2 separate regions of the Homo sapiens genome follow, and region 2 is linked to region 1. Evidence: read pairs that join two places in POLR2A ChIA-PET (ENCODE). Cell type or tissue: GM12878. All regions are shown on one strand.

Region 1 (2,500 bases):
ATAATCCAGCATTCTTTCTAACATAGCATATATAAGTGGTATTATAAATCAATGAGAAAAAGATGACATCCTAGTCAAAAAAAATGCTCAAAGCACATAAACAAAAAATTCACAAGACAAGATATGCAAATGGTAATAACTATATGAAGAAATAGCCTCATTTAATTAGTAAAGAACAGTAATTTAAAGCCACAAGATACAAACATTCATTTGCCAAACAGTCAGAGGTTCTACCTGGCATCACTGCCAGTGGAAGAGTAACTGATAAGGTTTTGGGAGGGTATTTTGGCAATTTAGCAGCCTTTACATGAACATATGCTTTCCACTTTTAGAAATTCTACTGCCAGGATTTTATACCTACACTTATAGAAATTATATGTCCACTTCTAATAATTTATTGTAAGGAAATAATTAAGAGTATACACAAATATATGCCATAAGCATGTGATTTTAATTATAAAACCCAAAACAACCTAAATTTTCAAATAAGGGATTGGTTATAATAATGTTGCATGGTATATCATTAAAACACATAAAAAGCAGTTTTTAGATTGGTGATTTTCAACTGGTGATTTTTGTAGCAGAGCCCTGTTTTGCAAATAAACGCGCATGTGAAACCCCAATGTGTGAAAGAGATGGATGTGAGGATGCTCCTGGTGAAGGAGTCAGGCAACCCCATCACCCACCTCCTTCAACATCTTTAGGAGGGTGCTAAAAAGAAGACTGTAAAACGCTCCACGGAACCCTGAAGACAGCACTAACACCAAGTATATTTACCATGTATTGTTAAATGAAACAATTTGCTTTTAAAAAAAAAAGAATTGATTCATCTTTTAAATGTACATATGAAGAGAGAATAAATGAATATATTCCAACAGTCTGGACACCAGTGTATTCACAGAAGGGTATGGAATTATGGGGATTCCACCCTTCTTTTCTGCTTCAATGTATAAATTGCAGTGCTTTTATAATAAAGTGAAAAGCAATGGGAAATGAGATGAAACAAAGAGGCATTAATTCAGACCAGAGCACAGAGAAGAAGGAAAAGGGAATATATAGCTATTGCCAAAATAGTGACATACAGCAAACAACCACAAAAATCGACATGGCACAGATACAGCAATAAACACATTTCTCAGTCATCTGTGGGTCTACTGGCTTCATCTTGTTGATCTCTAGGTCAGCTGGAGTGGCTTTGTCCCACATGTCTTCATTTCAGGTACCAAGTAGAAGGAACCGAAACCACCCAGGGAAAGCCCCCAGGCAAGGGCAGAAACCCAGGAGGCCAGCAGAAGCCTGCAGGGTCTTACAAGGGGCAGGCTGAGAACGGGAACCCTCTCACTTTGCCCCATTCTAGTGGCCAAAGCAAGTCACAAGACCAAACCGAAACTCAATGGGCAGGGAAATACAGTCCGCCCAAGATGAGCAATGGCATGGGTATGAATGGAGGACAGGAAAGAATTGGAGTTAATCCTTCAATCCCTCACAGTATGGAGGGCAGGGTCTGTTGACAAGCAGCAAGAGGTACCCAGGAAGGCAGGGCCTGGCTGTCCCCACCAGCACCCCAGACACCCACCTCAGCCCAAAGAATGGCTCAGAGCCACGCTTTCTAGGCCATGAAAGGAGAGGGGCCCTTTCCCTCGTGACCCCAGAGCAGATGGCAGAATACAGTCTAGGAGGAAGTTCCAGGAGGAACATGAGAAACCTCACAAGCCTCGTGCAGTTTAGTTTCTGATAACCACTTCTCTTTCTTTGTCTCATGTTTCCCTTCCTTCGTGAAGTTCCTAGAAAGTGTAAATTTTTCCTTACCTTTAATTTTTTCTTTAATTTTTCTTTACCTTTTTTTTAAGTTGCCATCTAATCTGCCCTTGAAATGCTCTATTCTGTGCCAGTTGTCCATTTCAAGATGGAGTCACTTGTTTCAAACCCAAGCAAAGTAGAGTCAGGAGCCTAAGAAGGGAGGGTCCTCATGCACATGCGCCTACAATAACAACGATTACAGCCAAACACAGTGGCTCACACCTATGGTCCCAGCTACTTGTGAGGCTGAGGCGGGAGGATCACTGGAGCCCAGGAGTTGAGCCCAGGCTACAGTAAACTATGATCACGTTGCTGCACTCCAGCCTGGGCAACAAGGCAAGACCCCATTTCTAAAAAGAAAAGGAAAAAAAAGGACTATTACAAAGACTCTCTGAAGGCTGTGACACACATATGCCTGTAATAAGGACTATTTCCAAGGGCCTTCCCAACTGCAGCCTGCCACAGGAGTCACTGGACGGCCGGCCACATGTTGGAGCACTCTCACCTCACATGCCATCTCCACTAAGAATCTGACCTCAACTCCTGTGCCCAAGTAACCAATGTTCTCTTTGTTCAAAAACAACTCAACAACTCCTGTGCACTCCTCCTTTTGCCTTTATTTTTTTGAGACCAAGTTTCGCTCTTATTGCCGAGGCTAGAGTGCAATGGTACGATCTTGACTCATTGCAACCTCTGCCTC
Region 2 (2,500 bases), 230 kb before region 1:
ATGATAGTAGGCTTCCTTAGCTTGTTCTTAACTTTTGTGGCAATATCTCAATGTTTACCATTAAACTAGATGCAGACTTTGAGGTTGAGATGGAAAATTTTCTTATGGGGAAAAAGAACCAATTATTAGACATTTAATTTTACCAAATTACTTTTCAACAGCTAAGGAGGTGATCAGATTATGTTGCTCCATAGCTTTGTAATACATTAAATTGTATAAAAATATTTCCTAGTATTTCCTAATATTGACTTCTTTGCATACTTAGACAAATCTTAATCACACAAGGTGTTGCTTGATTCTATTTGTTAATAGCTAATTCAGGATTTTTGCCTTGATATTCCTAAGTAATCTTATCCATTTCTAAGACAGAGCAATTCTGTCTTCAATTGTGCTAGTTCTAGCTGGACCTGGTTTGAGGGTCTCGTCTCTTTTTGTTAAAGTAAATTAAAATGGAGACCAGACCCGGAGAATACCTGAGCAGACAAAAGCAGTTAGGCCTTACAAATGACCTCAACCTTGCTTGATTTGCAAAGATAAGCAAGTCTTAATTTGAGCTATTTCTTGTAAATGTTTAATATTAAATAAAAGCAGAACTTAAGCTCAACTAATTAGAAGTAGCCAGCAAACAAAACTATGGACTTTACAACAGGGTAGACCAAATAAGGTAACTGTATAACTGTAACCAATCAAATATTTTATTTTCTTCTGTGCCATCCTATAAAACCTCCCTCTTCTATTTTTACCATCACCACCTTTTCCCTATCACTACCTCCTTTCTCAGGCAAACATGACAGTTAACAAAAACAGTAGGATAATGAATGTTATTAAGGAGAACACTAGGATGTTTTAAGAGTGTATAGAGGATCTGCTAAACTAATAGTAGGAGTAGTTGGAAAAGACTTCTTAGAAAAATCAACATTGTTTAAGCTGAAATTGAATAGTGAGTAGAAGTTAGGGAAAGAGATTAGAAGTATTTCCAGGAAGAAGATAAAGCATATTCCAAGGTAAGTGAAGACATGGAACTCTCAGTTAATCAAAGAAAGCCAAGGATGGCTAGATCCTCAAGGTGGGAAGTCACATTGTGTAGAAATGAGGCTGGAGATTTTAGCAGATGATTTTTTACAGAAACTCATAATTAAGTTTGGATCCTGAATGTTTTATTATGGAAAATGGAAAAACACTCCAGGCTTGAATCTAGGTATGTCACAGTCAGATATGTGTAATTGTGGGCTGTGTGAATTATGAATTCAAAACCTTCTCCCTCATCAGGCTTTACATAATCTGAATTTTGGTCGCTTTAATTGTGGTCCTCCTCCACTTGCTCTGCCTCCCACGAACTGCACCCTCTCAGTGCATGGAAACAGAACAAGTGAGTCAAAGAGAGCATAGAGGAACCCTGGCTGTAAACTTTGAGGTGAACCCACTGGGTCACCAGCCCATTCTGTTTCCTTTGCTCATAACCCTGTCAGCCCCTACCCCATTTCCTCTCCAAAAACTCTCCCATAATATCTTTTCATTTTCACTTGCTGTCCTTCCTGAGTTTCATCTCCCTGAGTGTTGAGAGGCATTTGGTTTCTAGGTGTTTTGTGAAGTGTGAAAAATAACTTCAGTGTGTGAAAGGAAACCACAAGACCCAGGGCTGCTATAGCAGCAAGCTCTGTTCTCAGAGAGGGTAGATAACTGTCTTATCCTGTGTGATCTGAAAGGGCTGAAAGTCCCCTCAGTAAAACATGCACCCCATTGGTCTGGAGCTGTCATTCCTCTCTCAGAGGTAAAGGTTTTCCATCAGGACAGTGGCTAGGTAAGGGGAAAATAACTCACAGGGAGATACTGAGAAGGAAGTCAAAGGAGCTGAATACAAATCAAATATTAATAGCTCAAGTGAAGAGTTAACAATTCAAGCCCTTGGCTGGGCACCGTGGCTCACACCTGTAATCCTAGCACTTTGGGATGCTGAGGTGGGTGGATCATGAGATCAGGAGTTTGAGACCAGCCTGGCCAACATGGTGAAACCCCGTCTCTACTGAAAATACAAAAAATTAGCTGGGCATGGTGGTGGGTGCCTGTAATCCCAGCTACTTGGGAGGCTGAGGCAAGAGAATTGCTTGAATCTGGGAGGCAGAGGTTGCAGTGAGCTGAGACCACGCCATTGCACTCCAGCCTGGGTGACAGAGCAAGACTCTGCCTCAAAACAAACAAACAAACAAACAAACAAATCAAGTCCTTAAATGCTGGGGGTCCACTGGAAGGTTTCTTTGACGTGGTCTGTTGCCTGTTATCTTGGCCACATCTTGTAAAAAGATGACCTCTATAGGTTTAACTTGCTACAGATCCCAGGCTTGAATATCATCCATTAAAATAGCAGAGACTGCTCTATTTGCCTTTCTCTAACTTTCCTTCTTCATCCTGCCCTGAAGTTCTCCCACATACATTTTTAACTACTCAGTCCATCAGTGATCACATATACCCAAAATACGTCCTCCATATTCTCACTGGGGTT

Evidence for each region. Peaks named below come from ENCODE experiments on the same cell type or tissue, not always from the same donor. Only the 100,000 strongest peaks of a DNase experiment are listed, where the experiment ranks them.
Region 2: POLR2A ChIA-PET joins it to region 1 with 8 read pairs; 7 of 35 experiments call an interaction of 5 or more read pairs at or near these places.

The regions. Positions count from the first base shown.
Region 1 is chr7:150,434,680-150,437,179 of GRCh38, reverse strand. All of the region lies in intron 1 of LINC00996 (long intergenic non-protein coding RNA 996), which reads right to left. Among named protein-coding and RNA genes, the nearest start is that of LINC00996, 2.3 kb to the right of the region's middle. RefSeq lists enhancers at 1,095-1,194, 1,415-1,634. In GM12878, no CTCF peak of the experiment used is centred here; a DNase peak (open chromatin) is centred at 1,289; H3K4me3 peaks cover 2,247 bases; H3K27ac peaks cover 2,340 bases.
Region 2 is chr7:150,667,706-150,670,205 of GRCh38, reverse strand. All of the region lies in intron 2 of LOC124901774 (a long non-coding RNA gene), which reads left to right. Among named protein-coding and RNA genes, the nearest start is that of GIMAP2, 17 kb to the left of the region's middle. In GM12878, no CTCF peak of the experiment used is centred here; a DNase peak (open chromatin) is centred at 1,545; H3K27ac peaks cover 2,500 bases.